Regions from separate parts of the Homo sapiens genome. Here region 1 is linked to region 2. Evidence: chromatin loops called from intact Hi-C (ENCODE). Cell type or tissue: CD14-positive monocyte. All regions are shown on one strand. Links, peaks and the distances in the headings refer to the core of each region. The heading gives the core; the rest is flanking DNA.

Region 1 (8,370 bases), core at 4,892-7,391, 240 kb after region 2:
AGCTTGGCTCAGCCTCTCTGGGCCTCAGTTTCCTCATCTCTAAAAAATCTGGGCAGTCCTCACCAGTCCTATGATTCTAAGACACTGCCAAAAGTCTATGTGAAATAAAATTTCTCTACTGCCCTTTTATTGGTACTGAGGTTGTTTTCATATTCGAGGAGAAAAAATATCCAACCAAACACTAAGTTGTTTTCTTTCCTTTTAATATGTTAGCATCTTGTCCAAAGGAGCAAAACCTGCTCTTAAAAGCTTCAAAACAGTTTGTGGTGGATTGCAATTCTTGTCTCAGAAAGATTAATTGGAAACGAAATCTAAGGAAGAAAATTCAAAGCCCATTTCAACGCTTCCTGCCTTTTAGATCTTCTAACATGTAAATTGACCGTTACAAAGAGGATTAGTTATTAGAATGGTCTGCGTGAAGACCAACATTCAGCTCCCTGTTTATTCCTAGCCAGAGCATCCTGGGTGACCAGCATCTTAATGGCCTTCTTTTCAGTTTGTGAGAGGATGAACTGCATACTAACTCCAGATCCTGTGTTCCCCAACTTTAATCTAACCACAACCTTAACAAACTGGAGACTCTTCCCCACCACCAAATTGTGCTTTCAATTAGAACAAACCTGGTGCTCCAGACATCCACACTAGGAAGCCACAATTATCCTTAAAGACTTAAAGCTACTTTTAATCTCTGGATTTTTGTTGGTCTCTTCCATACTCATTTCTGCTATAATCCTTATCTGCTTCATCTTTTTATTCTTAAGTCCTGAGTGGTGGTGGTGTTTTTCCCTCAAAAAATTCCCTGTAAGACTGCACTTTCTAATGGCTTTGTTCTCCCCATCACTGCTCTTACACCTCCTCTTTTCTTCTAATACAAAGACCTTCTTACCTAGCAACCTCAACTATTCTTACATTATTGAGAATCAGGAAACGAGCAAGGAGCTGGATCAAATAGCCAACATGGATTAATCACAAGATTTGTGATAAGTTAGCCTTCACTCAAACCAGTTTGCTTTTGCATTGCACATAATTCTATCTACAAAAAAAAGCAAGTGTCAAATGTATATGTGGGTGGAAAAGGGGAAGGGCCAGGCAGGGATGGAAGGAGAGAGGGCTCTGAGGGCTAGATGCCAGCAAAGCAAGATGCCAATGGGCAGCCTGGCAGTGATAAAGGAAATAAAAGGCAATAAAGAAAGGGTAACAGGGAAATCAAAGAACCTTTGCATTCTGGAATACTTAACGGTGAGATACATAGACCCATTAACTGCAGTGGTAAGTAATCTGGATTATAGCGTATCTAGAATGGGCTTACAATGAATTATCGATTTAGCTTGGCAACAGGACAAAGGTGATCAGCTGATGGAGAGGAACTATTTCACCTAAGCTCCCAATAGTCACTATTCCTTTTTTATTTTAATAATAGTTGAGCACATAACTGTTCAGAATAAAGTCTATATATTTGTCCCTTGGTATTGGTGAAGAATTAGTTCCTGGATCTCTCTCAGATACTAAAGTCCATGGATACTGAAGTCCTTTATATAAAATGACATAGTATTTGCATATAACCTACACATCTCCTCCCATACACCTTAAATCGTCTCTAGACTACTGATAATATCTAATACTATGTAAATGCTATGTAAATCATTACACTGTATTGTTTAGGGAATAACAACAAGGAAAGTGACTGTACATGTTCAGCATGGATGCAATTTTTGCTGAACACTTTTGATCTTCAGTTGGGTGGATCCACGGATGCAGAACCCACAGATACATAGGGCCAGATGTGTTTCCCATCCTCCCTTGCAGCTGGGTACGGCCAGTGGAATGCGATTGCAGGTCATGTGGACAGCTTTCAAGTCATGCTTTTCTTTAAGGGAACCCTCAGCCTTTCCAGTCTCCTCACCTGCTGGCTGGGATGTGCACATGGTGATGGAGCGGGGACAACCAGCCACACATTGAGGGTGACAGACCAACAAGAAAGAGCCTGGGTTGCTGCCACAGTGGAGCACCATGTCACCTTATACTGCTTATGCTTGATCTATTCCTTGATAAGAATATAACCTTATCTTGTTTAAGCCACTAATATTTTTGTTTTTAACAACAGAACCTACATCCTAACTAATAAACTAGTGAAATTTTATTACTTCTAAGTAGGAATGTGACTTGAAATATCCCAATGATTATGCCTCAAACTCCACTTTCTCTCTGTCCTGTGGCAATGGCTTCATGAAGAAATGAAAAAAGTAGAATTTGGAGTCAAACCTTGGCTCCACTCCTGCCTAATTTTTCTTCACCCATAAATGCACATCATGAGAGTTAGTATTTATTAGATGCTTCTGTGCACCATCTCATTTAACTCAAAACTACCCTATGCAGTAGGTATTATTATTACCCTATGCAGTAGGTATTATTGTTCCAGTCTTGGATGGAGTTAAAGATGGAGTTAAGCATCTTTCCTGAGATTTTTTCAGCTACTGAGAGGCAAAGCTGGGATTTGGAGTGAGAGAGCTGGACTTGTGAATCCACAGCTTTTAACAATTTCCCTTTGCACTTAACTTTCTGCATTGGTGGGAGATCAAGGTTAAGTACAAAACCCAGAACACAGTCATTTCTTCACAAACTGGGGAAATTACTGGATGATGCTAACCAGATTCTGACAGACTCTGTCTCTTCGAGTGTAGGGACCGCATTACCTGCTGACCACCTTAGCTCCAATGCAACATTCTTCCCAGGAGGTGAAAGGACCTAAAAGTCTTTAATTGCTTACTTAACCAGGGAAGTTTTCTTTCTCCTCCTGTTATGAATTGATTTTTTAGTCAAAATCTCAGAGTCCTATGTCTTTCCAACGCTACATCCTATAGTGATAATTCTGAATCATTAAAAAAAGTTTAGATTCTGCCTAAAATGTTCCAGAAGGCAGGAAATATACCCCAATAGTAAACCCACATACTGAGAGAGGACTCCCCTACAGATGAGGAAGACAGACAAACTCCAGCCCTCTGGTCTTTCCTTTCTCACACAGGAGGGAGAAAGAATAAATAAATACTTCTTGGTGCCAAAAAGGAGGCTCTGGAACTTAAGGCTTGTCGGTGCTCACAAAAGGGAAAAAAGAAGAAATGCAAGTGTGAGAAGAAGGAAGAGAAAGAGGAAAAGAAAGGAGGAAGAAAAACATGTGATCCATGCAGATTTCTCCTAAAATGGATAAAGGGGAAAATGAGGGTGCTTTAAAAGGTAGGTTCTATTTTCTGTCTAAGACTCATTCTGCTCCCATCCCCCACTGCATCGGTGTGTTGAGGGGGCGGTAGGCAGGTGGGATACTGCACATGTGGAAGCCCCCTGAAAATTGCCAAGGCCCCCAGGACTGTGATCCTTCTCTATCCGGCCTAGACAGGAAACATTTCTATCTCACAGTGCTAGAAAAATGCATTATCCCCATGTATTAATCTGTTCTCATGCTGATAATAAAGACACATCTGAAGCTGGGTAATTTACAAAAAAAAGAGCTTTAATGGATTCACCGTTCCACATGCCTGGGGAGGCCTTACAATCATGGCAGAAGGCAAAGGAGGAGCAAAGGCATATCTTACAAGGTGGCAGGCAAGAGTGTATGCGGGGGAACTCCCCTCTATAAAACCATGACACATGAGGACTATGGGAGCTACAATTCAAGATGAGATTTGGGTGGGGACACAGCCAAACCATATCACCCCATTTCACATGTAAGGAAATAGAATCTTGATGATGACAACCAACTTGTCCATGATCATACTGGTATTAAATTGAATGATGGAGCTGACTTTTTATCCTTTTTTGAGACAGAGTCTCACTCTGTGGCCCAGGCTGGAGTTCAGTGGCATGATCTTGGCTCACTGCAGCCTCAACTTCCCGGGCTCAAGTGACCCTTTCACCTCAGCCTCTCAAGTAACTGGGACTACAGGCGCACACCACCATGCGCAGCTAATGTTTTTGTTTTTTGTAGAGGCAGGGTTTCCCTATGTTACCCATGCTAATCTCAAACTCCTGAGCTCAAGTAATCTGTCCACTTTGGCCTCCCAAAGTGCTGGGATTCCAGGTGTGAGCCACCATGCCCAGCAGACCTGGGATTTTTTTTTTTTTTTTTTTTGAGACGGAGTTTCGCTCTTGTTGCCTGGGCTGGAGTGCAATGGCGCAATCTCGGCTCACCGCAACCTCCGCCTCCCAGGTTCAAGCAATTCTCCTGCCTCAGCCTCCTGAGTAGCTGGGATTACAGGCATGCATACCATGCCCAGCTAATTTGGTATTTTTAGTAGAGACGGGGTTTCTCCATGTTGGTCAGGTTGGTCTCAAACTCCCGACCTCAGGTGATCCACCTGCCTCGCCCTCCCAAAGTGCTGGGATTACAGGCGTGAGCCACTGCACCCAGCCAGACCTGGGATTTTTAAACTCAAGACTGCCAGTTGTCCACATCCACTGAAAAATAGGATTCATTTTATATATAGCACCAATATTCTCTTTGGATTACTTCTTTTACTAACTAGCTATTATTCAAGTGTCTTTCTTTTTTTTTGTTCCACATTTACTAAGTACCAACTATGTCCAGTGGTTAAGATATAGACATGACTCCTCCTGTCATTAGATTTACAGACTGATGGAGAAGGCAAAGATGAACCAAATAAGGGCAATAAAGTGGTAAAGTGGTCCGGGTGCGGTGGTTCATGCCTGTAATCTCAGCACTTTGGGAGGCTGAGGTGGGTGGATCACTTGAGGCCAGTAGTTCAAGACCAGCCTGGCCAACATGGAGAACCCCTGTCTCTACTAAAAATACAAAAAAAAATTAGCCAGGCATGCTAATTTACACGCACCTGTAATCCCAGCTACTCGGGAGGCTGAGACACAAGAATTGCTTGAACCTGGGCGGTGGAAGTTGCAGTGAACTGAGATCACACCACTGGCATTCCAGCCTGGGTGACAGAGCGAGGCTCTGTCTAAAAATAAATAAATAAATAAAGTGGTAAAGTGTTACAAGTACTATGACAAAAGTATTTGCTTTAATAGGGATGTGTCAAGCCACCTCAAAATCATTTCATTTTTAGAAATAAGTAGAAAAGACATTAGCTCATATATTTTGTCACTTTGTAAATATAAGATTGCCTATCGAGTTCAGTTGAGGTAGAAATAACTACGTCTGCAAAAAGCTCATGATCATTCTCACTTATAAGTGGGAGCTAAACGATGAGAACTCATAAACACAAAGAAGGAAACAACAGGCACTGAGGTCTACTTGAGGGTGGAGGGTGGGAGGAGGGAGAGGAGCAGAAAAGATAGCTATTGGGTACTGGGCTTAATACCTCAGTGATGAAATAATCTGTACAACAAACCCTCATGACACAAGTTCACCTATGTAACAAACCTTCACCTATGTAACAAACCTAAAGGGGTACCTTTAGGTTTAGGTACCCCTGAGCCTAAAATAAAAGTTTAAAAAAAAAGAAAAGCTCATGATTGCCAAGCAGTCACTCAGGATGTGGGTTCCATCTCTTCATGAATAATAGGAATGCTGTGCTTTTAAGGATCACCCCCTGCCCCCTCAAAGAAAAGATCAGAATAAAAGAGAGGAGGTAGCGTAGAGGAAATAATAGCGATCACCTGTTCCCATGACCGGCCAGCTGATTGGGTTAAGCCATTGCTTCTCTGTCCGTTTCAGCTTCCTCATCGTGAACTCACAAGGTCCCCCTGGCTGATATCTGAGGCCCCCTCTGGCCCTCACAATGATCTAGTTGTAAGTAATGAGGTGAAGTCAAGTCAGCTATGAGGTCAACCTCATGGGAGGCAGCTTGGTTCTCCAGTATTCCTAACAGTTCTATAAGCTCCCAATATTCTTCCAGAAAATTTGCTTTTGCTCTTTTTAGCTAGAGCTGGTTGCTGATGCTTTCAACCGAAAACTCAGGGAACTCCAGATCACTAGGCAGTGGGTAGAGTCAGGGTGCCAAGGTCAATTATGTTTGTGGAACTCAAGGCTAAACAAAGCTACACCATATTCTTTACTGCAGGCTTTTTCAGACTCTTTTTCATGGCCATGTCTTTGTGACTTTCCAAATGAGAATATCATATTTGGAGTTTCCTAAGCCATCTCTATCACAGATCCTTTTGGTTGTTGTTTTATTAAAGCGATTTGGAGGACCTGTAGCCTGGGCTTCCTGGCTTCTGAGATGTTTCACTTTTGTCTTTAAGTGTTATATGTGTGCAAACTCTGACCTACCAGCCAATTTTAGGATCTTACATGAAGAAACCTTATTGTCCACTTTCCTTCACCCTCATAAAATGCTAGGTATAAACTGATTACTACAGTAAAGCAAAATTGTACTTCAAACTCCTTGTGATGCAGCTATCCCATAACCACAAAGGCTTAATGTGATTAAAGCCACAATAAATCGCAGACGCTCTTCATGAGGCCAAGAGAGCTGACCCATGTCACGTTGCCAAAAAGCAGTTTTCATGATTACTTTCTGCCTGCCCAGGATTCCTGTGGTTTCCACTGGTAAAGTGATCTCTCATTTCCTGACATTATTGCTCTCTTACTGCCATTCCCTGCATTGTATCACGGGACTCCTGGAAGGGTCAGCTGCCATGGGGATAGAGAGAGGATGCACTCCCAGGCATAGCCAAATATTGATTATCCACAGAAGGTTTAACCACAGCTCCGTCAGCAAACTGTGGTTATCAATGACGTGATCACTGCCACTAAGGACACTCTGCTCAACCCAATGTTTTATTTAATTCAAAACTTTTATCAAATTTGTACCAAACTCATACCACATGCCAAACTTTGGAAGATTATCTCATGCTTTCTGCTTCTTACCCTATGTTAACTCTTGAGGAACTGCTGGGACCTAGAAATTCCTGTAGTACATTGTCTAGAGAGCAGGGACTCTGGCCTGAAAGAACTGCAGATTCCTAACTCATCTCAGTGTCCTCTGGGTAGAGAAGGCAGGTGCTCCTTGGCATTGTGTGTTTCAGCTACAAAAATAGACACACAAAATGTAAGCTTAAACCTGTAAGGAAATTTTTTTTAACAAATCTTTCTGACAAAAAAATTTGTCTCAATTTGATGTTAGAAATTATTCATTCCTGGGACTTTCTTCAATAAAGAAGATTCACTTAATGCAAAATAACTGTTTAACTAAAAAGAGGAAGAGAATACATTCTATGTCTTAGTATTCACAACTAAGCACCTTGCTTAGGATGCTCTCATGCATATTATATATATGTATGTATATTACATGTACATTTTGATATGTGAAATAAACATTGTAAGATGGCTACTTTTATTAGTATTCCCACTTTATAGAGGAGGAACTTAAGACATAGGAGGTTAAAAATCTTGACAAAGGTCATATTGTTAACAAAAAGCAAAGTTGGCACTGACTCCAATGTTTATTACACATACAGCTACTATGCTCTGTTCCTAAGAGGTTTGCTGAGACATTGATCCCATCCACCCTCCAGGGGAAGATGGAGTCCCTAAACCCAGTAGCCTCTGGTCATGAGCATTTGCATCTGTTCAACCCTCTTCTGCTCACCTCCCCACATAACCCTGAGCTGTACAAACTACCACCATTTTCCAAATATGCCGGACATAGTAAATGTTGTGAAGCATTGATTTAGCCCCCTAGGAAGTCACTTTCTGATTAAAAGGTAAAAGCACTGGGTGGGTGGAAACCCCATAAGTAACCATGTGCTGAGGGCGACCTTTTTTCTTTTAGGACTAGGCTGAAAGGTCAGGAGCTGGGGGCAGGGGCAGCAGATCAGGGAGGCTGTCATTCCTGAACAAATATGGTAGGATAATTAGGCTGAGTGCCCCTAAGCACTGAATGACATTGCTGAAGTCAGGAAAGTCTTCATGGACGTAGTCAGAAGGCTGTGTCTGTCTAGAATGGGCTCAGAAAACTACAGCTACAGCCAGACCTGTGAGCCAAATCCAGCCCACAGCTTTCCTTTTGTATAGTCATGAACGAGAATGTCTCTTATATATTTGCAAGGCTGTAAACAAAACAAAGACTATGATAGGGACTATTTGTGGACCTCAAAGCCTAAAATATTTGCTATCTGGCCCTTTACAGAGTAAGTTTGCCAACAGTCTGGTCTAGAATTCACCCATGACTCCCATAAGAAAGCCATAGGTCAATGAACATGAAGCTAGAATAAAAAACATTGTGAGTTTGCAATGGCTCCACTTGCAATTTTATGGCCTTTGTGTAACTCTTTAAAGCAGACATACCTTACTCTTTGGGAACAAAGTTTCAGTATTTGGTTGGAAAGAAGGGAAATGGAAAATAACCTTCTGTTTCCCAACTTTACACCTTCTGATTTAGTAAGTCTCCAGGTACTTTG
Region 2 (10,500 bases), core at 3,165-5,664:
CCCTCTTCTCTTCCTCAAGTGGCTGATGTTTTAGCAACCAGAGATCTCCAGGGCAAAAGCGAAACCCTGTCTGTTATAATTGAGTGTGCATTGGCTTAAATTTTTTGCCTCCCAGAAACTTTTTTTTAATGTTAAAAGTGTTTTTCATGATGAGAAACTCGAAGACCGGAAGCCCGCTCTTTGTAGACAGATGTGCTCAGGGTTCGGCATTGCATCCCCAATGCACATAGAAGGCACCTGCTACCGCACCTGGACAGAGCCCAGTCATGTGAGTCAGTTTATATCCACAGCTAGTTTTAACCTCTCAGATCAAACATTTATCCATCACTAGTAATACTAATAAATATTGCAGATTTATACTGCTTTCCTTGTTGCTTATCTAACCTATGCCAATAAATAATGTATAATGCCAAAATAAAAGAAAAAAATGCTAGAGAGAGAGGAAGAGAGCCTAATCTACTAATCAGATAATTTATGTCCAACTAAATAAAAGTTTAGCCATACATTTTCAAAAAGTTCTCACCCAAGTTAATGAAACAATGAAGACAATCCAGTATTAATATGATAATATTTAAGAATCGAAATATTTTTAAAAACATTTTAAACTTGTGTTTCCTATAAAATCTCCTTTCAAATGGGAATCTTGGCAATTTATCCGTACAAGGTCAGAAAATTATTTTCCATGAATGGTTATAATAATGAAAGAATGCAAGAATGAAAGGACAACGCTTCTATTTTCTCATTAACTTACCCTACTGATGTTGCACCTAAAAAGTCCTGGTTAGTAGACAGCTGGACTGAAATTCTAGCCCTTGATAAATTTTCACTTAACAAATAGGAATTTCCCTCAGAAATCTGAAAGTAAAGAAATCCATCAAAAAGTTTATAAAGACTACCTTACTATAGGACCATCAGACAAGGAAACAATAGTTATAGTTAAATATATTGAAAGCTTACTATGTTTAAGTACTGCCTTAAGCATTTTATGTACGATCTCATTTACTCCTTACAACTCTAACACTTTGTAATTCTATTGTCCACATTTTACAGGTGAGTAAACTGACACAAAAAACTTAAATAATTTGCCCAGGTCACATACAGTGGCGATCTGTCTAATACCGGAATATCATAATATTCAGAAATCCCACCATGTTTTGTTTATTTTTGCCATTTTAGTCAAATTGGGTTAATTCTCATTTCTGGATTAGTAAAGCTCTTTTCAGGACTATTTAATCCTGGGAAACACCCTAAGAATGTCACCATCCTAGTCACCCAATGTGAGAGAAAACCCCACTCATCTATTTATCTTGAAATTTTCAACTAGTAACTTATCCAGTTACTTTGCCTTATGTACATATGTGTATGCACAATACCTGAATTAATATATAAATGTAAGAGTGAGGAAATTTAGAATTGGAAGGAACCCTATACATTATCTGATCTAGTATTTACAATTCCTTCCTCGACCAGGAATTTGCAAAGATGTTTCAGGGCGTTTGTGTCTTTTAAAGCCAGATGGGTTATGTTTCCACTTAAATTTTTATTTCAATCAATAAAAATAATTTTGAGTACTTTTTCTTTTTTAACAAGAGTTTGACAACTGACAAATATGTATCAAGAGAGCATGTGCCATGGTTGGCAAAGATCGAAGTACATGCTCATTACCTAGTCATTCAGATAATGTATCTCTCAGCCAAAATGGTAGTTTTCACTCCTATGTTGGTTAAAATAGTTATTTAGGCATATATTGTTTAATCTATACATAGTAAGTAACCATTGATTAATGATAGGATGAAAATAATTTATCTGATTTTGATATACAAGATAATAAGAAATATAAAGATAATGGTTCTACAAAATCCACCTAGAGATAGTTTTCACAAAATCTTTAAATTACATTCATTTGGTCAAAATTCTTACATAGGATCTTATATACAGTGTGTCTCTGGATCTTCAAAGATCAATAAATGGAAAATTTAATGATGGGCATTAAATTTTCTTTTTAATGATGGGCATATACAGTAGGGCTTTTCAATAACTGGAAATAAGGTTTATTCCCTAGACCTTATAATTTATTCAAAAATAAATATAAACAATAGCTTGAAATTTTCTCTTAAGCTTGGATCATTTAAGAAGAAAATGGAAGAAATATATTAATAAATTTTATTTTAAAATATGCAATGCAATATTTACAAAAATTCTGCCAAGAAAGAAATATTGATGTATTTTTGATGTCATAACATGTAATTAAAATCTTGCTCTATATTTATAGTGCATGCCATTTTAAAATCAAATGCAATATAACTTTTTAGAAATTAGTCAACATATTATACTTTCTATTACATAATTTAAAACAAGTTAAACACCATGCATCACTTCTTTTTTCTCTTTTCTTTTTTGAGACAGTCTGGCTCTGTCACCAGGCTGGTACCATCTCGGTTCACTGCAACCTCCACTTCCCGGGTTCAAGCTAGGACTACAGGCACATGCCACCATGCCCAGCTAATTTTTGTATTTTTTGTAAAGACAGTGTTTTACTATATTGCCTAGGCTTGTCTGGAACGTTTTAGCTCAAGAGATCCACTCATCTCGGCCTCCCGAAGTGCTAGGATTAAAAGAGTGAGCCACCACGCCTGGCCACTTCACTTCTTAAATAAAAGTAAGGAATTATGTAACATGGTGATAATTATTACATTATATTTAAGTGAAAACAATAATATACTTATCTAAAATTGAAGACATGTTTTACTTAAAAATTACTTATATAGCATGCATAAATGATGAAATGATTTTTTAAATTCATAATGGATCTCTCCAAATAATATCTTACAAAGTAAAGAGTTTAGGAATATAAAAATATTGGAAAGTGCTGATCAAGTTCAAGTCCCTTACTTTGCTGATATAAAAAGATGTTGAATGGGTGCTTTGTTTAGATAAACAAAGATAGCAGCAGAGGCAAGATTAGTACCAATCTGGTATTTTTTTACACTTCCGTGTTTCTGTCCTTATGTTCACTAAGGGAAAACAAAGCGAAACTATGTGACCAATCCTCAGTAGTTCAGCTGGAAACAAATGGCTAAGATGGAATAACTCTCAAATTCCAACCTACCTATCTTGAGTCCTATTCCTCCTGTGTCTGCTTCTGCTGGAAGACAGGTAGCACTACAGCAATTGAATATATCCCCAAACCCATATCTGCACGGCTTGTGTAAGTTACTGTCTGTTTAGAAAGGCCTACAAAGAGTGATTCAGACACTACATAGTTGGAAGTTAGAATTCTTATCTGTCTCTAGAGGCTTCCCAAACCCTCCCAACTACACTGTATAGGGAGTTCTCTGCTCCTGTTATACTGGAATTTGGCTCTGAAATGAACCTCTGGTATGACCTAAACTGGCAACGATACACTGTGATGTTGACCAGTTGGCGATGTAGAGAAAATCCCTGCCTCTTTTTTGACTACTGACTCTGGCCCCTGGCTCCCTCATTGCTGTCCCCATTCTCACACAGGGTCATTGCTCTGGCACAAGACCCCCAGATTTCCACTACCCAGTACTCAACTTTACAACTTTAGAGAGACCACAGATTTGTGAGACTACAACTCTCCAATGTCAGAGTACAACTTTGAAAAGTTTACCAAGGGCTTTATGCTATCTAGCCCAACAACAAAACAAAGCTCAGACAACTCCTATTTCTGGATATGGGGGCCCCAAACAACCTGCAAAAAGAAAGATGAGGGATTGAGGTCAGTTCCGTTATCCTGGGCTTTCTCACCTTATTATTTGTTTTTTCTTTAGTCTTGCAAGATTCCAGTGCCTTGTGTCCAAATGTTTTTCTTACTTTTGCACAACTTCGAGCTTGAGGTAGCTGCAAAATAGCAGGTCTAATAACATGTTTAGAATGTTTCACAGGACCTTAAAAGAATAGAATTAAAGGATAAATATATGTTTACTGAAATATTCCTTTACTCCCTATTTTTAATTAATATAATTCTTATTTTCTAAAGTCATGTTTAAATGAGGGACTAGCGTTAATTAATCCAAGTCAAAATAACCATTGAGTTCCCCAACATTCACACCCTGCCTAGCTTTTGCCCAATAACTATTCATTTTGATCATGAAACCTGGCTTACTTGCATTATTTCTTCATGTTTTGTCACTCTGACCTACCTCCATGCCCCCAACACACGCACACATATAGGGAGATGAAAATATAGGTGGTAAAATATACAATTTCTGAGGTTCTTGAAATAGAAGCTACATACCTTGTTCAGCACTCTTTATATCAACACTACTTTGCACAAGAGCTGATGTCATAAAAACATTGTTTTTCCTCACTGTAAGAAAAAATATTTAAATTTTTTTAAATACAGAAGAGTGTCAGATTCTACACTATTTGGGGCTTAACAATCCCATTCCGAACTCACCAGCAGATGTCGCAATTGGCACTAACAGAGTAGTAGGTAGTGCCCTCTGGAGCACTGGCTCTGCGAAAAATGGGATTGCCAGCCAGGCGCGGTGGCTCGCGCCTGTAATCCTAGCACTTTGGGAGGCCAAGGCGGGTGGATCACCTGAGGTCAGGAGTTCGAGACCAGCCTGGCCAACATGGCGAAACCCCGTCTCTACTAAAAATACAAAAAATAATGAGCCGGGCGTGGTGGCAGGTGCCTGTAATCCCAGCTACTCGGGAGGCTGAGGAAGGAGAATCTCTTGAACCCAGGAGGTGGAGGTTGCAGTGAGCTGAAATCGCACCACTGCACTCCAGCCTGTGTGACAGGAGCGAGACTCCATTTCAAAAAAAAAAAAAAAAAAAAAAAGATATTGCCGGATGCGTCCTGCTACATAGTTCTGTTTACTTTCAGATATCTAAGTGAAAATTAGGTGACTAGCAGAAAAGGCAGTCTTTTTTTTGAATCTTTAAATAGTGCACTGTCAGAAATTCTACAGACTACAAAATCTGAATTGGTAATGAACCCTCCGGCATTAATATATAGCTCTTATAGAATATTATAAAACTGTTAGCAAAGTCTGCCCACACTCCCTGACTTTTTAATGAGTATACCTGAAGAAAGAAGTAAAGATGACAAATCTGCTAAGTTATTTTTCTACAAACATGTTGGTGGGGTAAGACTGTGGTGGTGGCTCCGAGTATAGAATTTCTATACATTTCAAAGGGATCTCCTCTTCATTGCAAATTGCAGAAACAGCAACCTTTGGCATTTAATGAAAATGAGAAAAGAATAATTGCTTCTTCAAAGTATTCTTTAAGGTGTTATAAATGTTGGGGTAGAATCCCTTCTCTACTTCAGAGTTCAATTTAATGTTTTTTATGATCTTTATTATTGAACATCAACAAAAAAAGAGCCATATTTTTCTCCTGCTGAACACCACTAACATTCTGCACAACATAAAACAGAATGATAATCTTTCTTTTTGTGTGAGTGTCCAGTAAAAAATGAATTAAAGCACGTGCATAGATAACTTAAAGTCGTTCCTTTGTTTTATGTATAAATACAATAAAACAGAACACCTTTGCCTCTGGGATTAGGATCTCTATTTCTATGTCTCTCTCACTTTTTTTTTTTTTCTTTGAGATTGAGTCTCTCTCTGTCATCCAAGCTGGAGTGCAGTGGCATGACCTTGGCTCACTGCAACCTCTGCCTCCTGGGTTCAAGCGATTCTCTTGCCTCAGCGCCCCAAGTAGCTGGAACTACAGGCGTGCAACACCATGCCCGGCTAATTTTTGTATTTTTAGCAGAGACCAGGTTTCACCATGTTTGCCACGCTGGTTTCGAACTCCTGGCCTGCAGAGATCTGCCTGCCTTGGCCTCTCAAAGTGCTGATATTACAGGCATGAGCCAACACGCCCAGCCAGGATCTCTGTTTCTCTTAATGTCTGAGCTTGTCAGTCAGGTTAGAAGGACTAGAGACACTAAAAGGTGTCTCTTCTGCATCTGAAAGTTACTTGATATACTGTTGCTCAGTCATGCCTGCAATTATTAATAAGAATACAGATTTATTCATTGAAAAACTCTGTTGTTCAGGCCAGGCATGGTGGCTCACGACTGTAATCCCAGCACTTTGGGAGGCCGAGGTGGGCGGATCACGAGGTCAAGAGATCAAAACCATCCTGGCCGAAATGGTGAAACCCCATCTCTACTAAAAATACAAAAATTAGCTGGGCATGGGTGGTGTGCGCCTGTAGTCCCAGCTACTTGGAAGGCTGAGGCAGGAGAGTCACTTAAACCCGGGAGGCAGAGGTTGCAGTAAGCTGAGATCACGCCATTGCACTCTAGCCTGGGCGACAGAGCCAGACTCCGTCTCAAAAAAAAAAAAAAGAAAGAAAGAAAGAAAAAACTCTGTAGTTCCTGGGTAGAGGGGGATCAATTCAAATGAAGTGAGTAGTTTGTAATTTTTCTTTCTTAGTGGCAAACTTAACTTGGAAAAGGCAATTGATTGTTTAGTAGAAATAAAAACATGAGAATAGAGATCATTTTAATGTGGAGAAAATGCCAACCATTTCAAATATTTTATTATGATAAAACAGTTTTACTAAGCAAAACATTATAAATTTCAAGTAAAGAGGAGTAATGTTTTAATTAGTGGAAATTTTAATGGATTTCTATGCTAAGCTTAAAATATGAATCTAAAGCATAATTGCATGTTTTAAATGCTATTACATTATAAACTATGTAGATGGACAATAGTAAGTAAAATAATGCAAATTGTTTTTACTTTTATAGGGCTGCCTTAAATAAAATAATACTGTTATAAATGTGAAATCCTAAAAAAACATGAAGTTCAAACTTTCTACCAAAGGTAAAAACATATACTCAGAATTTGTGAAGTTAGAATTCATAAGGTATTCTTCGATGCATACTTTGCTAAGGCCTCTGTTTATTTCTAAAGTGTCAGCATTTTATGATCGCTAAAAAAGAAAAGTCATCATTAATAAGAATGATTTTGAAAAGTCAGTGTCAGGCTTGAGGTTCTAGAAACTCTTTATTACCTGGCCCAGAATGGGGGAAGGTTGGGAGGTTAGTGACGGATGAACATCTCATTTGCTTCTGAGACAAGGTTGACACTAAAAGCAGATTGCAAACTAAAGTCAGTAAGAAAGTGGGTTTTTTGTTTTGTTTTCATTTGGAGTTTTGCTGTTTTGGAAAAATTTCTGTATCACTAATTTAGAAAAATCTTTTTATTTCTATTAATAAAAATGAGTACATCTGATGAAGATGATAAATTAATTTCCATTCAATTCCATTCAACAGTAAATATTTATTTTGTGGTCACCATATGTAAGACACTATCAACCATGAAGATGACCTCGAGGAACTCACAGTGGAGGAAAAATATATACATAGATGCTGTATTACAAGGTGGAAGGCATAGAGCTCATTATGAAAGGAATCCCTGGAGTGCTTTCAGCATAGAAGACAAGCAAACTAAGTTACTGGTTTACTCAGAATACAGTGTATGATAAAATTATTTTCAAGGGGTAGGCATCCATTTATTTAAATAGGCGGTTACTTTTTTTTTTTTTTCTTAGGAGTCTCACACTGTCACCCCACCTGGAGTGCGGTGGAGCAATCTCGGCTCACTGCAGCCTCCGCCTCCCAGGTTCAAGAGATTCTCCTGCCCCAACCTCCCAAGTAGCTGGGACTAGAGGCACCTGCCACCATGCCCAGCTAATTTTTTTTGTATTTTTAGTAGAGATGGGGTTTCACTATGTTGGCCAGGCTGGTCTCAAACTCCAGACCTCATGGTCTGTCCACCTTGGCCTCCAAAAGTGCTGGGATTGCAGGTATGAGCCACCGCGCCCAGCCTGTGGTTACTTTAAAAATGGCCTTTTCTCCTGCTTACAAAGCTAATACAAGCTCAATGCAGAAACTTTGGAAACATAGCAAAATACAGAGGCATGGGGTACAGGGAGGAGACCAAATCACTTGCAACTCCTCTACTTAAGATAACCACTGCTATCATTGTGGCTTATGTCCTTTTGGTATTTTTTCCAATGCTGATAAATGGAATGTTTAAATACTGACTAACTGTACCATTGTATAGCTTGTTGTTTTCACGTAACAATATATTATAAACACTATTCAGCTGGCAAGCTTTTAACATTACCCTTTTGAAAAGTTTCTCAGTAATTTTGCATTCAGAATAAACATAACAGTGAATAGTCAACAGTCAAGGCTATACATACCTCCCTGGGACTGAGAATCTGTAATATGAAAAGTAAAAGATGAAGACCGTACACGCTTTGTTGGAAAACCATTACATTCTGCAAGAAAAGCAATGGAAAGGCTAAAATTACTTGTGATAATAAATTATCCTCAACTCATGATAGGGTAGGATAAACAGAATTTTCTTTTGTCTACACAGACCATCATTTGATAGCACATTTTAAATATTGGGGTTAATAGTTTGCTGATTGATTATAAACCTATAGGCATATCATACTAGTATGAAACAATTAGAAATGAGTGGTGTCAGCAATAATTTGTATATGCATTCTGAGGTCTACAGAGAATGCTTTTGATAGGCTAAGGGGCAGGGAGTGGAGCACAATGAATTTTAGTCACTAACATCAGTGTTCTCAGGGACCTATATGTCATCTTTCAAAACAAAAGTGAATCTACTGGCATATTTAAAAAAAGAAAAAACATTAACTTTCACATAGTCTGTGCCACATGCCAAAATACTTGTGTCTGCTAATTTTGTTTGTATAAAGATTGATTTTGGAATACAGGATGAAAATCATTACCTGGTTCTGCTGCTTCATACAGGGTGTCTTCTGCAGGTCTCTGAAAGGAAACAAAACCACTGAGGAGAGCTGAGTATTTGCCTTTGTATTATGTTGGTGCAAAAGTTATTGCAGTTTTGGCAATTAAAAGTAATGGCAAAAATTGCAATTACTTTTGCACCAACCTAGTACATCAGATTTCCACCCTGCCACTTTACAGAATTCTCAGAAGCCAGGGCTAATAAGCCCGGCCAGGACAAAGCAGTTCACCTTCCTTTGTTCAGCACATAGTCAAGAAAAAACAACGTCTAGTCCAGTGGTTTTATAGTTCAATGGCTGCAGATTCGCTTGTGGAAGTTAGTTTAAAATGTGGATTTTGAGGCACCTATTCTCAAGATTCTGAAGTGGTTGTTCTGGGATGGGGTCCAGGAATCTGCTTTTTTAACAAGGGCTTGGAGGTTGAGTGTTTCTTTTGTTTAGTGTTTTTGTGGGTAGTAGGTTAAATTACCTGCATGGGTAAGAATGAATACCAAGAAATAAGGTAAAATGAGAATCTAGTGGAGTTTTTTGTTTGTTTAGAGATGAGGTCTTTTTCTGTCACCCAGGCTGCAGTACCAGCAGTGCAATCATAGCTCACTGCAACCTCTAACACCTAGGCTCAAGCAATCCTCTTGTCTCAGGCTCCCAAGTAGCTGGGACTGACTACAGGCACATGCCACCATGCCTGACTAATTTCTTTTTATTTTTTTGTAGAGATGGGGTCTTGCTTTATTGATCAGGCTGGCCTCGAACCCCAGGCTTCAAACAGTCCTCCCACCGTGGCCTCGAAACATGCGGGGATTACAGGCACAAGCCATCATGCCCAGCAACTAATCTTACTGTTAGTCTTTCAAAACGAATGATTTTATTATGATGCCAAAAAAAGCAGACAGAGTTCAGAAGATCCCTTTTAAATCAAATATTGTAATTTAGAATGTGTTTTTTTACCGAGTTTTAGGCTAGGTCAGTGGTGAGGACTCATATGAGGAGCTATAGTCCTCCTAATCTCTTTCAGCTCCTCCCCTTTTCAAGTTACTCCAAATAAAGATATTACCATAGCGAAACAGTATGTTATCCATAGCTGCAAGACAAGGCCTCTGGCTTCCCATTCCAGCCAAACTGAAGTTTGTAAATCCTGACTATATAAATAATCTGGAGGCACTACTCTGCTAGTAAAGAACAGGATAAACCTATGCAGCCGTGATATCTTTCAGGATAACTAGCTTCCTGAAATATAATTGTCTTTGTCAAAGTAAAATTGAACAAAGAAGTAGTCAATCTTACCTTAAAAGTTTGTTCTCCCTTTTCAAAAACAAATATGGGTTGAGCAATGACAGATTTTTCTGTGAAAAAAAAGAAAACAGGCAAGAAATCAAAGCATACTCTGACATTTCTTACATCATCTAAAAATATTTGAAGACTTTTTTTTTTGTTTTTTGTTTTCTCTGCATTTGGGTAAAAGCCAAGCTATTTTACATGAATACTATCAATTGCACATTTATAAATAATTTAACAGTTAATTACAGAAATAAATACTTGGGGGAAATGATAGCAGTATGTTTCCATAAATAGATAATCCCATTAAAAGAACATGCTTTAAGTGTTTAAGGAAAACAAAATATAATTATGTACCTTTAGAATCTCATCAGAGCATAGCGATTAACACCATTGCTTTAAGAATAAAAAGTTTCAATGAGTGAAAAATCTAATCTAGGAGTA

What was found. Hi-C counts contacts between places; a loop is a spot of excess contacts. Peaks named below come from ENCODE experiments on the same cell type or tissue, not always from the same donor. Only the 100,000 strongest peaks of a DNase experiment are listed, where the experiment ranks them.
Region 1: it touches region 2 in a loop (5-fold over the local background); 25 of 110 quality-filtered maps call a loop at or near these places.

Annotation. Positions count from the first base shown.
Region 1 is chr5:36,496,262-36,504,631 of GRCh38, forward strand. It overlaps LOC124900963 (a long non-coding RNA gene), which reads right to left and starts at 5,804. Exons shown (of 2, transcript XR_007058735.1): 1 at 5,626-5,804. In CD14-positive monocyte, for the core only: no CTCF peak of the experiment used is centred there; no DNase peak of the experiment used is centred there.
Region 2 is chr5:36,261,188-36,271,687 of GRCh38, forward strand. It overlaps RANBP3L (RAN binding protein 3 like), which reads right to left. Exons shown (of 14, transcript NM_145000.5): 2 at 10,066-10,124; 3 at 8,764-8,803; 4 at 8,203-8,280; 5 at 4,262-4,333; 6 at 3,772-3,911; 7 at 752-855. The region is part of intron 1 of LOC124900962 (a long non-coding RNA gene); the gene reads left to right. Among named protein-coding and RNA genes, the nearest start is that of NADK2, 25 kb to the left of the region's middle. In CD14-positive monocyte, for the core only: a CTCF peak has its summit at 4,418 (motif pointing right); a DNase peak (open chromatin) is centred at 4,454.